Linked DNA regions of Homo sapiens: all the other regions are linked to region 3. A link is a contact called in ENCODE Hi-C or POLR2A ChIA-PET data. All regions are on one chromosome and are shown on one strand. Each heading gives the region's core, a stretch centred on a gene start or an enhancer-like site at or near the end of the contact. The rest is flanking DNA. Distances are from core to core; before and after follow the strand shown.

What was found. Hi-C counts contacts between places; a loop is a spot of excess contacts on that map. ChIA-PET counts read pairs that join two places held with the same protein, here RNA polymerase II (POLR2A). Pooled maps may share reads with other maps.
Region 1: a loop to region 3 is called in a pooled map, with 12 times the contacts of the local background. The contact joins the promoter of COQ10B here to the promoter of C2orf69 in region 3. A Hi-C loop is called at or near these places in 11 of 50 pooled maps. POLR2A ChIA-PET finds 5 or more read pairs at or near these places in 2 of 52 experiments (AG04449 and CD8-positive, alpha-beta memory T cell).
Region 2: a pooled map shows a loop between it and region 3 (6-fold over the local background). The contact joins the promoter of FZD7 here to the promoter of C2orf69 in region 3. A Hi-C loop is called at or near these places in 5 of 50 pooled maps.
Region 4: a pooled map shows a loop between it and region 3 (15-fold over the local background). The contact joins the promoter of NOP58 here to the promoter of C2orf69 in region 3. A Hi-C loop is called at or near these places in 2 of 37 single-sample maps with no recorded cell type and 7 of 50 pooled maps.

The regions. Positions count from the first base shown.
Region 1 is chr2:197,452,228-197,455,784 of GRCh38, forward strand. It overlaps COQ10B (coenzyme Q10B), which reads left to right and starts at 1,325. Exons shown (of 5, transcript NM_025147.5): 1 at 1,325-1,437. The coding sequence starts at 1,334. RefSeq lists enhancers at 728-777, 858-927, 987-1,603, 1,048-1,527, 1,548-1,597 and 1 more.
Region 2 is chr2:202,031,926-202,035,352 of GRCh38, forward strand. FZD7 (frizzled class receptor 7) reads left to right here and starts at 1,930. Exons shown (of 1, transcript NM_003507.2): 1 at 1,930-3,427. The coding sequence starts at 2,723. RefSeq lists silencers at 1,512-2,061, 2,172-2,251 and enhancers at 2,814-3,427, 2,852-2,971.
Region 3 is chr2:199,909,757-199,913,123 of GRCh38, forward strand. C2orf69 (chromosome 2 open reading frame 69) reads left to right here and starts at 1,537. Exons shown (of 2, transcript NM_153689.6): 1 at 1,537-2,015. The coding sequence starts at 1,683. LOC101927687 (a long non-coding RNA gene) reads right to left here and starts at 1,390. Exons shown (of 4, transcript XR_923766.4): 1 at 1,269-1,390. RefSeq lists an enhancer at 1,669-1,858.
Region 4 is chr2:202,264,283-202,267,576 of GRCh38, forward strand. It overlaps NOP58 (NOP58 ribonucleoprotein), which reads left to right and starts at 1,481. Exons shown (of 15, transcript NM_015934.5): 1 at 1,481-1,704. The coding sequence starts at 1,660.

The DNA.
Region 1 (3,557 bases), core at 75-2,574, 2.5 Mb before region 3:
TCGCCCGGCTAATTTTTTGTATTTTTAGTAGAGACGGGGTTTCACCGTGTTAGCCAGGATGGTCTCGATCTCCTGACCTCGTGATCCGCCCGCCTCGGCCTCCCAAAGTGCTGGGATTACAGGCGTGAGCCACCGCGCCCGGCCCATTTTCTCCCAAGTAATCAGAGTTCACTTCCTCACTTCATTTTAGGCCTTTGTTCAGTGTCATCCTCTTAGAGCCCCTCCTAACCACCCTATATAAAACAGCACCCTACCATATTCCTCCCTCTTCATCTCCTTACCCTGCTGTACTGTTTAGTCTATGGGACATATAACAAGCTGCCATTGCACTATATACTAATTGGTTTCTTTCCCCCACTAGGATATAAGCTCTGTGACAGTGAAGACTTTTGCTCACTTCTCCAGCATCTAGTAGGTGCCACACAAATATCTGACTACATTTAATCAACAATCTCATTTACACCCAAACTATATTAAATAGGTAGTATTGTCATCCTCACTTTACAGTTTGCAGGAAAACTATTGGTGCACAAACCTTAAGTAAAGACCTGAAAACAAACTGAGGGAACAAGAAGTCTGGACTTGATGACTGATCACCAAAACAAGTAAATCAAAGCGAAGTCGTCTGATTAGTATGGAATAAGGGAAACCCAAATCATACGAGAACACCAATTAAAATGTGGGACACGCAGGAAGAAGGCAGACGGAACTGCTGCTGGATAACTGAGTCTTTCCTAATGACAGGACCTTATGTTGCCCTCACAATTACCCCGTGAGATAGGCAAGGCAGGCATTGTATTAGACAATCATTAACAAGCAGGACGCTGACAGCCAGGCTTCGCAGCCAGGAGTGGTGGCCTGTCTGGCTCCGCACTCACGGGTTCGGACAGTTACAGAATTAACACTCAAGCCCTGGGGCTTCCCGCAGCCCCCGGGGGGGTGGGGCTCACTGACTAGCCTCCCGGAAGCGGACCCCAGGAGAACCAGGCAGTTGGTTAATCCAGGAACAGCTCCTGCGCGGGGCGTGGACTGAGCAGTCACTGAGTATTACGCAAATTGCGCGAGCGCACGGGAAAAGCGATTGGTCGGTCAGGAGAGAGAGGTGTGTCCTGGCGGGCCCGCAGCTCCGATTGGCCGACAGGCTGACGGGAACGTTTACGGTCAGCGTGTGTCAGCGACGTGCAACCCGGAAGGGAAGAAGGGGCGTGTCAGGCTGCGCAGGCGGCCAGTCCATTGGCTGGAAGAGACCGGAGCCGGGCTCCGGGCCCGACCAGAGGAGGGCGGTGCTGCAGGGCTGGTCCGGGAGGTGACGACCGGCTTCGGAGAGTCTATCATGGCAGCTCGGACTGGTCATACGGCCTTGAGAAGGGTAGTCTCGGGATGCCGTCCGAAGTCGGCGACAGCGGCCGGGGCGCAGGCGCCCGTGCGGAATGGCAGGTAATCAACAGCGGGGGCGCTGAGACGAGAGTAGTTTTCGATTTTGGCTGCCGAGTTGGGGGACCGGAAGGATTTGGGGGTGAGGCAGAGCCGGACTCGGTGCATTTCCGTGTCTTTAGAGGAGAAGGCTTTTTTTTGCGTTTGGCATCTGAGGGACTCAAGAGCGGCGCGCATCACCTTGGGCCCAAGGCTGTGTTCGTGGCTCGTTTGCCTCGTGAGAGGCGGTGAATCATCGGCGAAGCGACTTTGGAAGCAATTTGGCCATTGGTGCCTTTGGGCTCTTCCGGTCTCCTCCCCTATGGCTTGTTGCTACTGCTGTTGGAAAGTTTTAACTTTGCGCAGAAGGGTTGCCGGCTGCTGGCTGTATGGGAGTTTGTGTTTGGCGGTGAGCCCCCTTCTCCGGTTCCTTCTACCTGCCAGATGGTCAGATGCGTTTTCCCAATTTCTGAAAGAGTGCTTTGCCCTCGCCATTTAGTGTTTACAAAACTAAATACAGCCAGCATAAGGGACTTGGATTTTTTCACTCTGCTGTAACTTACAGGTCCTGTAACCTTGAAGCATAGTCAGCTTTCGATTTTCCTGGTTGGTTCATTTTTTGGTAGGTGGGGGTGGAGATGGAGGTCGGGACACGGATACCATACTTGTACGACTTAGTTTCCTTTTACTAATAACATTGTAATATTCTTGAAAATTAAAGTTAGTGTGTTTAAAATGAATTCAGGTGTACAAAATACGAGGTGGGGAGAGAAAACACAAATCTAGTTGAGCCCCAGGACATTTAGATTAAATGAAGATCCGACCCTACTGGAAACAAGGAAATAATTTTTTTAAAAAAAGATTCAATGAAGAATTTTTAAAAACACCAACAACCTTACCAAATCCAAATCCCTTTAGACAAATGTTGGATGAGACAAACAAAATCATAAAATTACTCCTGCTTTAGGAAATAACCTCAAAAAGTAGTTTCAAGCAGAATAACGCCATCATACTTGAGATCTGTTTGTATTACTCTTATAAAATGTTGTCTTGCAAATAACACTTACTTTTGAGAAAAATACAGTTGCTTTAATGATCAAATTGAGGCTTCAGTTCCAAGATAAATACTGTTTATGATAATGAGGGCGGCAGTTTGCGTTCATTTCCAATGTTAAGCATCAGATTCTGACCTTTATTATACTTAAGTATATGAGAGAGTGGTACTGGAAGACGAGTGACAAAAAAGCTGTTCTCCATGTGGTCCAGTTGTCCAGTATTCATTTCATGGTTTAACTGTATATATGAATGTGTGTATCTTCATATCGTAGTTTAAGACATAGTATTCCTGGCAGTGCATGAAAATAGATGTGCTGTCCAGGCCACTGTAACTATAGCATGCAGATTGATCAGAAAATGTCCTGTTAGTTTGCTTTAAACACTGGTGTTTTCCTTAGGCTTGTAATCAGATTGTGTAAGGGTATTTTTTTGGGTAGGCTGGGAGGCAATACATGAACCTGGTACAAAGGTTCATGTATTGCCTCCCAGTAAATACATGAACCTTTATATATAGTAAAAAGTCAACCAGATACCCAATTCACCTCTTTAGAAGCAAAGGTCTCATCTTTTTTCAAGTAAAGGTTTCAGCACTGTTCACAGTAGTTAAGATACAGAATCAACGTAGGTGTCCAACAACAGATGAATGGTACTGGGCGCAGTGGCTTATGCCTGTAATTCCAACACTTTGGGAGGCTGAGGCGGGAGGATTGCCTGAGCTCATGAAACCAGCGTGGACAACATGGCAAAACCTTGTCTCTACCAAAAAAAAGAAAAAAAAATGTGTGTGTGTGTATACACATACACATATACAGAAAAATTAGCTGGCTATGTGTTAGTGCAAGCTTGTGGTTCTAGCTGCTCAGGAGGCTGAGATGGGAGGATCACTTGAACCCAGGAGGTTGAGGCTGCAGTGAGCCTTGTTTGGGCCACTGCACTCATTCCTGGGCAACAGAACCAGACCCTGTCTCAAAAAATAAACAAGGCCGGACACAGTGACTCACACCTGTAATCCCAACACTTTGGGAGGCTGAGGCAGGAGGATCACTTGAAATCAGGAGTTTGAGACCAGCTTGGGCAACATAGCAAGA
Region 2 (3,427 bases), core at 680-3,179, 2.1 Mb after region 3:
TAAAAACACAAAGAAGGAATGAAACATTTTTAAAGCAGGTATCGTATTACCTTCAGCACATGTCCCAAAGAAAAGGAAAAAAAGGGTGGGGGGGTCCGGGAGGGAGGGCGAAACTGATGCTTGGGAGGAAGAAGGCGACTCCCGCTGAGGGCCGGATGGAGGATGTGATCAGTCTAACACTCTGCCTTGGCCCAAAGGCTTCCTTCCGCCCTTTCGACCTATTAACAGGAGTGGGGAAGGACAAAGAACCGTGAATCGGAAAGAACGATTCCCAGCAATCTTCAGTGATCGAAAATAAATAAAGAAAAACAGAGAAAGCCAAAGTCTCCCATGGAAGGGAACCCAATTAATTGTCTTCGATTTCAGAATGAGTTTTTTTCCTGCTGTAGAAGAAGCGCACGGGAGGCAGCAGAGACAGCAACTTCTGCCAAGGTTCAACCTGATCAGAAATCGCTCAGAGCTCCAGCACCCGGGACTGAGGCAGAAGGGCTCCGCCAGGAATAACGTTTTTTAAAGCACAGGATTGCTGTGTGTGTGTGTGTGTGTGTGTGTGTGTGAGAGAGAGAGAGAGAGAGACAGAGGAAAGAGGAGGAGGAGGAGAGATTGATTGATTGATTTTTTTCTTTTCCTTCTCAACATGTCACTTTCCTGCATGGGAATTCCTGATATTCCTGGCAGCCCGGAGAGAGGGGAGAGGCCCCCTGGTGACTTATGACCCCCGCAGGAGTAACCAGAGAGCGCGCGCGAGCGCCCAGCGCCTGGCTCAAGACGAAGATTTAACCGAGAACAAAAGAACGTTTGCCAATCAGAAAACGCTACCCGAGAACGAGGATAACCCCGCTTTGTGTTTTGAAAACTCTTTAATTAGCCTGGTTTCTAAGACGCATTAAAACATTCCTACGCAGATTCTAAATGGAGGATCAAATGGTTGCTTCTGCAACGAAGATGGGATCCCGAAAGGGCACACGCCGCAGAACCAAGGCACACGGGGCCACTGAGACGCCCGGCGCGTCGTACAGAGTGTTCCTGGGCGCTCGGTCTCAGGTTACTTCTAGAACCAGTCTCCCCAACGCCGTCTTCGTTTCCTTAAAACCTCGCTAGAGTCACCCCAGTTCCCCAGACTCCAGGCCGTGCGCGCGGGCGGGGTGGCCTGAGCCCGGGTTCCCCGCTCTCCCTGCTTCGGGCCCTTCCTCCGAGGGGTCCTTCCTCCCGCCGTCACTCGGCCCCCTCCGCCCGACTCGGGTTTCTCCTCGGAGGCGGCCCCTCCTCCTTTTTATAACTCGGGGGAGGGGAGAGGGGACTGTGGCCTCGCGTGGACTCTTTGGGTCCGGGGGGAAAGAGGCGATCCGCAAGGCGCACCCCCTTCTCGTCCCGTCCCAAACCCCACATTGAGGACCCGGCGACCCGAAAGCCCCGCCAGAGCCAGCCTTTGCAGTCCTAACGCGACTCCTGGTCACGTCTCTCCCCGAAGGGGCGCTGCGCGGTCCTCGCTCCCCTCAAACGCCGCTGGCGAAGGCGCCCCTGCTCAGGAATGCGCATCTGAGTGCACCAGGAAGAGGAACAAATCTTTGAAGCAAATTCCCTTTCTGCGCGTTTTCGTCCCTGAGCGAATTCAGGGTAAAAGTTTTTCCGAACTTTTCCCTCCCAGTCCCCCGCCCCTCCCCTCAGGAATCCGCCCAGAGCGCCGCGGACACCGCCTCCGCCACTCCCGCGCCCGCCCCTTCCGACTTCCGCCCAATCCGAAGGCGGCCACCGAAAAAACAAAGGCCGCCATTGGGCCGCCGGGGCCTGGGGCCGCCCCCGGAGTGGTTTGTGAATGGGGGGGGAGGGGAGGGGAGGGGAGGGGACGGGAGGGGACGGGAGGGGGCGGGCCGGCCCGGAACCCCGCGAGCCCGACGCTTCTTCTGGCGACCAGCGCGACTCCGAGGCGTTAGTCGGCGCTCACTCCCGGCGGGCGGCGGCGGCGGCGGCGGCGGCGGGCGCCAGGACTCGCTGCTGGGGCTGCGAGGGGCTGGAGGGGCCGGGGCCAGGCCGCGGGCACGAGCGCCTCGCGGTTTCGGACGCAGTGTGACTGGGTTTCCAAAAAGAACTCGCCGTGCTCCCGACTCCGGGGCCGAGATCGGACTCAGCAAGAGCCGGCCGTTTGGCTGAAACTTGGGGCCGAGCTTTTGGGGCTGAAGAAGGAGCGGGGTGTGGAGGAGGAGGCGAAGGAGGCGGCGACGAGCGGAGCCTCGAGGCCAGGAGGCGGGGCAGCACCGCGGAGGCGGCGGCCGGGGCGAGCGAGCGGCGGCGGCAGGGGTTCTCCTAGCGGGGACCGGACCAGGCGCGGGGGGCGTGCGCGCTGCGGTGCGCCGGGGGTCCAGAGTCTTGGGCAAACTTTGAAGGGTGCCGGAGCCGCTTGTTGCTCCTCGCGGCGGAGGGAGCCGCACCGTTACGTCCCCGCGGGGAGAGCGAGGCGGCCCTCCTCGGCGCCCCCAACCCAGGCTGACGAGTTTTGGGCCCCCGGCGGCCCTGCGAGTGCAGGGCGGCGGCGTCTGCGGCGCCTTCGCGGCGCGGGCACCCAGGCGGCAGCGCCCTTTGCTCCACGCCGCCCACGGCCCGGCCCCGGCGCCGTGAGGACTCTCATGCGTCGGGCGCGGCGGCGCCTCCCCGCATCCAAGCCTCTCCCAACCGCCTCGTCGCACTCCTCAGGCTGAGAGCACCGCTGCACTCGCGGCCGGCGATGCGGGACCCCGGCGCGGCCGCTCCGCTTTCGTCCCTGGGCCTCTGTGCCCTGGTGCTGGCGCTGCTGGGCGCACTGTCCGCGGGCGCCGGGGCGCAGCCGTACCACGGAGAGAAGGGCATCTCCGTGCCGGACCACGGCTTCTGCCAGCCCATCTCCATCCCGCTGTGCACGGACATCGCCTACAACCAGACCATCCTGCCCAACCTGCTGGGCCACACGAACCAAGAGGACGCGGGCCTCGAGGTGCACCAGTTCTACCCGCTGGTGAAGGTGCAGTGTTCTCCCGAACTCCGCTTTTTCTTATGCTCCATGTATGCGCCCGTGTGCACCGTGCTCGATCAGGCCATCCCGCCGTGTCGTTCTCTGTGCGAGCGCGCCCGCCAGGGCTGCGAGGCGCTCATGAACAAGTTCGGCTTCCAGTGGCCCGAGCGGCTGCGCTGCGAGAACTTCCCGGTGCACGGTGCGGGCGAGATCTGCGTGGGCCAGAACACGTCGGACGGCTCCGGGGGCCCAGGCGGCGGCCCCACTGCCTACCCTACCGCGCCCTACCTGCCGGACCTGCCCTTCACCGCGCTGCCCCCGGGGGCCTCAGATGGCAGGGGGCGTCCCGCCTTCCCCTTCTCATGCCCCCGTCAGCTCAAGGTGCCCCCGTACCTGGGCTACCGCTTCCTGGGTGAGCGCGATTGTGGCGCCCCGTGCGAA
Region 3 (3,367 bases), core at 287-2,786:
AACATTTCAGCAATCCTCTATCTAACAATGGAAAGTAACATGTTTGCAATTGGCAAAACAGAGTGACGTCAGGTTGCCTAAATGTCATTATATACTAATTATTGTATAACTAACCTCTACTTGTTTTTAACCAGTTATTTTAGAAAGCGGCAGATTTCCTTAGTAATTAATTGAATAATTTTTGATTGATAACAATATTTTGATGTCAGATGGAATGCAACAATTTAGACCAGAGTAGGTTAGCATACTAAGTCACCAAGTCTATACATATATATAAATCATATTTTATCATTTGCTCATTTATGTTCCTACTCCAAGCCATTTGTTATTATTTGCATATGTAGACCAAAGAAAACAGTATGTGTGCTTAAATACACATATATAAACTCCGAACAATTATATATAAAGTGCTTAGATTTCTGGCCTATAGTAAACCCTCAACAAATGTTGGCTGTAGTTTTTTGTAATTTTCATTAATTATTCTCTTTACAGTGCTTTGTCTCACAAGTACTTGGATCTCATCCTCGCTCGCACACATTTCCCTGTTTTGTTTGTTTTTGGTTTATTTTTTGAGACAGGGTCTGCTTCTGTTGCCCAGGCTGGAGTGCAGTGGTGGGATCACAACTCATTGCAGCATACAACTCCTGGGCTCAAGCGATCCAATCTCCCATCTCAGCCCTCCCAGTAGCTTGGACTATAGGCATGCACCACCACGCCCGGCTAATTAAAAAAAAAAATTTAGTAGAGACAAGGCCTCCCTATGTTGCCCAGGCTGGTTTCAAACTGCTGGACTCAAGTGATCCTCCGCCTCGGCCTCCCACAGTGCTGGGAGTACAGGCCTGAGCATACATTTCGCCAAATCTTATTCCTACTCAACTGGCCACAGATAGTTGCTGGACACACATGACTTTCCTACACTGTTTAGTTTTTGAAAACCTCCAAATAGCAAAACACCAAGTAAAGCGTACTGCCTCGCCCCGTTTTTTTCCTGTCCTAGATCATGTACCCTGTTCCCAAACAGAGATGAATTAGCTTCATATCTAACCACAAATTCTCCATGAGCACAGAGATCTTCGTATATCTATAATAATTGTACTCAGGAAACTCAAGGTATGAGGAGAGAGATTCCCTTCCTTCGGGGCTTGTAGGAGACTTCCCACGGAATCTTCTTTGGGAATGTCTCCCTTTTAAGCCCTGAAAGACCAGATAAATCTCAGGTGAACCTAGAGAAACAGGGAGCTTCGTATACTCAAAAGTCTATACATTACGTATTATTGAACGGCGACCTGCGGCCGCCCCTGCTGCTGCGCATGCTCCATAACTGCCGCTTGCTATAGCTGGGAGTACTGTATTATCTCTTTGCTCTTCGCCGGCTCTTCCCCAGACTTCTGTTCGAACTTCCCGGCCGCGGCAGAACCCACCAATCACAAACGCCCTTCCTCAAGCCACGCCCACCGTCTTCTCCGGGATCCCAAGACCGATTTCGCCCACACCCCTCCCTTCCTTTCCTTACGCACGCTGCGCGCGGACGTCGGCCTCTGACGTCGTCGCCTCAGCGCCGGCTCCCGGCCGGGCCGCGGCCGCCGACCGTTGAGCCGCCGGCTGAGCCGCCTGCTGAAGTCCCTCCCTCAGGAACCCCTCCGCCACCCTCCACCTCCGAACCGCTCTCGCGGCGGCGACCCATGTGGGGGTTCAGGCTCCTGCGGTCGCCGCCGTTGCTGCTCCTGCTGCCGCAGCTCGGAATCGGAAACGCCTCGTCCTGCTCTCAGGCCAGAACCATGAACCCGGGCGGCAGCGGCGGCGCGCGATGCTCCCTCTCGGCCGAGGTGCGCCGCCGTCAGTGCCTGCAGCTTTCCACCGTGCCTGGAGCCGATCCGCAGCGCAGCAACGAATTGCTCCTGTTGGCGGCGGCCGGGGAGGGACTGGAGCGGCAGGACCTCCCCGGGGACCCAGCGAAGGAGGAGCCGCAGCCGCCGCCCCAGCATCACGTCCTCTATTTCCCTGGGGATGTGCAGGTAACTCGGGGCCTGCCTGGGTATCTGTTCCTTCCTCTCGTGTATACGTACGCGGTCACTGATTCTTCCCTCGTGGCTGCTGCCTGGTTCCTTTCCTTGCCTGAACACACCCACACATTCACTGAGGGTGGCTCTTCCTCTACTCCACGAAATCCAAAACCGTGCCTTCCACGCCCTTGGCGCCCTTTGTCCATAGAACCCCATGGGGAAGGTGTCCGACGAGGGCTACGATCTCGAAAGAGCCAGCTGTCGGTCCAGGTTTCCAAGAGGCGGAATTTGAGACAGGGAGTGACACGCATCTTGTATATTTATTCTATAATTTGGTTTCTCAGAGGACCGTGTGTGTGTGTTGGGCAGGGGACAGAGCGATGGCTTTCAAATTAAGTTAGCACGTAGTGTTTAGAAAACGGTGGCAGTAATTAAAAACCAAACAAACATTACAAAGGTATGACATCCAGTAACCCTAAAAAAGAGTGGGGATGGGTGGAAGAAAAGGGACAATAATTATTAAGCATGTCAATGTTTTGATGCTCACCTCTTTTGTACTTTTGCTTTTGCATGTTATGTTTATTATTTTATAGCTGCAGGTAAATATCCGTGGTTATGTTGCCCTGAAAACTGGGTCTTAATCTAACGTTGCATTATCTAATATGGTAGCCATTAGCCATATATGGCTATCTGAATTAATTAAAATTAAATAAAACTAAAAATCCAGTTATTCATATTAGCTGCATTTCAAGTGCTCAGTAGCTACAGATGGCTTGCGTGTGCTGTATTGGACAGCACAGATATATAGCATTATCATAGAAAATAATCCATCATCATAGAAAGTTCTAGACAGGTAAAGCTAGACTATAGCTAGGTATGTTTCTCTTTTTTGTTTTTTTGAGACGGAGTCTTGCTTAGTTGCCCAGGCTGGAGTGCAGTGGCGCAGTCTCGACTCACTGCAACCTCCGCCTCCCGGGCTCAAGTGATTCTCGTGCCTCAGCCTCCCGAGTAGCTGGGATTACAGGCATGCGCTACCACACTGAGCTAATTTTTGTATTTTTAGTAGAGATGGGGTTCCACCATGTTGGACAGGCTGGTCTCGAACTTCTGACTTCAAGTGATCTGCCCACCTTGGCCTCTGAAAGTGCTGGGATTATAGGTGTGAGCCACCGCGCCCGGCCTACATGTGTTTCTTATACTATGAAACTACATTAGTTTATTTTCAAAATTGGTGCCTTAAAATGACATACTTAGAAACTGTGCTCTGAGTCAGATAATGATTAAGATATAGATATAGATATATAGATATAGATATAGATATTCTCTTTTTTTTTCCAGTTTTTATTAGCAGTCAACTAAACCAG
Region 4 (3,294 bases), core at 231-2,730, 2.4 Mb after region 3:
AAAACAAAGAAGAAAAAGAAAAAAAAAAAGACATTCTAAATTCATACCCTGGGGTCATTTTAACAAATGCAGCAAAAATAGGAGAGGCTTATTGAAAGAAAACTGTGCTAATAATTCATTTGGCCAGACAGAAGGGAACGGCCAGGAATGCTCACAAATATAGTGACAGTAATGGTGTCATTCTGAGGCCTTCGCCTCAAGGCAGGGCTTGAAAGGGGATAAAGTCTAATGGCACTAGCTGGCATTTCAAATTCTAGATGCCTGAGGCAGACTGGCACCGAAACAGCTCCTCGTTTCTCTCAAAGTGAACATATAATTCATAGAGGGTTAACAAAATAATATCGTGAAGTTTTTCCCCTTTAAATCTCTAGCGGTGGCGGGGCGCGGTGGCTCACGCCTGTAATCCCAGCACTTTGGGAGGCCGAGGTGGGAGGATCCCTTGAGGTCAAGAGTCCGAGACCAGCCTGGGCAACATCGTGAAACCCTGTCTCTACAAAAAATTAGCTGGGTGTGGTGGCACAGGCCTGTAGTCCCAGCTGCTCCGGAGGGTGAAGTGGGAGGATCGCTTGAGCCTGGGAGTTGGAGGTTGCAGTGAGCCGTGATAGTGCCACTGCACTCCAGCTTGGGCAACAGCCAGACTGTCTCAAAAAAAAAAAAAAAAAAAAAAAAAAAAAAAAAAAAGGCCGGGCCTAGTGGGTCACGCCTGTAATCCCAGCACTTTGGGAGGCCGAGGCGGGCGTATCACGAGGTCAAGAGATCGAGACTATCCTGGCCAACATGCTGAAACCCCATCTCTACTAAAAATACAAAAATTAGCTGGGCGTGGTGGTGTGTGCCTCTAGTCCCAGCTACTGGGGAGGCTGAGGCAGGAGAATTTCTTTTTTTTTTTTTTTTTTTGAGACGGAGTCTCGCTCTGTCGCCCAGGCTGGAGTGCAGTGGCAGGATCTTGGTTCACTGCAAGCTCCGCCCCCTGGGTTCAGGCCATTCTCCTGCCTCAGCCTCCCGAGTAGCTGGGACTACAGGCGCCTGCAACCACACCCGGCTAATTTTTTGTATTTTTAGTAGAGACGGAGTTTCACCGTGTTAGCCAGGATGGTCTCGATCGATCTCCTGACCTTGTGATCCGCCCGCCTCGGCCTCCCAAAGTGCTGGGATTACAGGCGTGAGCCACTGCGCCCGGCTAGGAGAATTTCTTGAACCCGGGAGGCGGAGGTTGCAGTAAGCCGAGATCACACCACTGCACTCCAGCCTGGGTTACAGAGCGAGACTCCGTCTCCAAAAAAGAAAAAAAGAAAAAAGAAAAAAAGGCGCAAAGGCTCCGTTCAGGCCCTAGATCCCGCGATACAAACTTTCTCGGCCCGCCCCAGCCCGCTGTGGCGGGAACATTCTGGAAGTGACGGCAATCTCTGCGGCAGTCTTCTGTCGGAAGTGACGTTGCTATCCCAGAATCCTCAGAGAAGGAGTAGCGCGTTCGTGCGTCCTAGTTCCAGTACAGCGTGGAGGGTTTAGGCAGCGTGTTCTGATTCTTTGCGGGACGGCGAGCGCATTTGTGCTTTGCCCGCCGCGGCCTAGGAGGCCTTTTGAGGCCGCGTAGTCGGTGTTTTTGAACTGACTCTACAGCTTCTGGCAGGCCGTGCGGCGCCCTGACCCGGCCTCACCATGTTGGTGCTGTTTGAAACGTCTGTGGGTTACGCCATCTTTAAGGTAGGTGGGAGAGCGAGCCGTTAAAGGGGGAAGGCGGATGCTGGACAGACGAGGAGAGGGAAAGACTTAAGCACGGAACTACTCAGAGTAGCGTGGGTGCCTGTTATAGCCCGGGCTCTGGGAGGAGGGAGAAGGCCTTTACACCTGAGAGCCATGTTACGTGTAACACGTGGCCCCGCCGTTTGGGGAGACCCGTTCTGCATTAGAGGATTTTATTTCCTCCCGTTGAAGGGGTGGGCAGGAGGCGTGTTAGAATTTAACAGATTATAGGGAATTCGGACTTTATTCTAGATGTTTTGAGGAATGATCGAAAGATTTTTTTTTTTTTTGAGATGGAGTTTCGCTCTTGTTGCCCATGCTGGAGTGCAGTGGCGCAATCTTGGCTCACTGCAACCTCCGTCTCCCGGGTTCAAGCGATTCTCCTGCCTTGGCCTCCCGAGTAGCTGGGATTACAGGCCTCCATCCACCACCACGCCTGGCTAGTTGTTTTTGTTTGTTTGTTTGCTTTTAGTAGAGACGGGGTTTCACCATGTTGGCCAGGCTGGTCTTGAACTCCTGACCTCAAGCGATCCACCTGCCTCGGCCTCCCAAAGTGCTGGGATTACAGGCGTGAGCCACCGTGCTCGGCCAATCGAAAGGATTTAAGCAGAGGAATGACCTGCTAATTTGTCTTAATACGGTTACTCTGCTGTGTGGAGATTAGACTCGAGGAGATAAGAACGGCAGCAAGAATACTTTTGCATTCATTTGGACAAGATGAAATTGCCTGGTATGGAGAGAAACAAATATCGATAGAAATTGTGAAGGTAGAACAGGAAGGACTGGCTAATAGATTGAATGTGGGGTTTTGGTTTAAATAAGATGTTAAGAAAGTTTCTTGGGGAAGGACTAAAGATTTCCGGTTTGGGCTGTGCGAAGCTTGCGTTGTCTATTAGACCTGATAATGCAGTTGTGTAGATCGGGCAGTTCAGTATTTCAGATTTGAAGCTTAGGGGAAAACATCTGGGCTGGTGATGTCAGTTTGAGGTTTGGTTGTTTTCGTGGGGAAAGTTTGACAAGTTCGTCAGCACTGAAATGGTTGAATGGTAAGACATTCGTATCGCAAGATGCTGTTGAGATGTTAGGAAGAATGAGTGAGATTGAGTGCCTTTTCTTGTGCGGTGCAACTCTTCTGAGGTCTGTGAATATAGCAATGAAAAATAAAGTTTTTATGTATATTCTACATATATATATGTTGGTAGAAAGCAAAAACGCTAGGTAAAAATAAATGTAATACAATTTTAGCTATGAACCAAAAAACCATTTGTGGTGTGGATGCAAGAAAGTCTGGATGGGTGCAGAGTTCTCCATGTTTCACTTCTGACATTTGAAAATACGCAGTTTGCATTTGATACGTCAAATGTTATTTTTAAGAAAACCAATAAAATCATTAAAACCGAAAAGGCAGTTTTGCTTGTTTTTACCTTAGTTGGAGTTATCTGCAATTGCCGTATTAGTGTTTTAAGGAACTTGTAAGTAAGCTCCTTAGTCCCCTTTAGAGCTACGAAACATGTCAATTTTACTTTTCTCCAGCTTTTTGGAATCTTATCT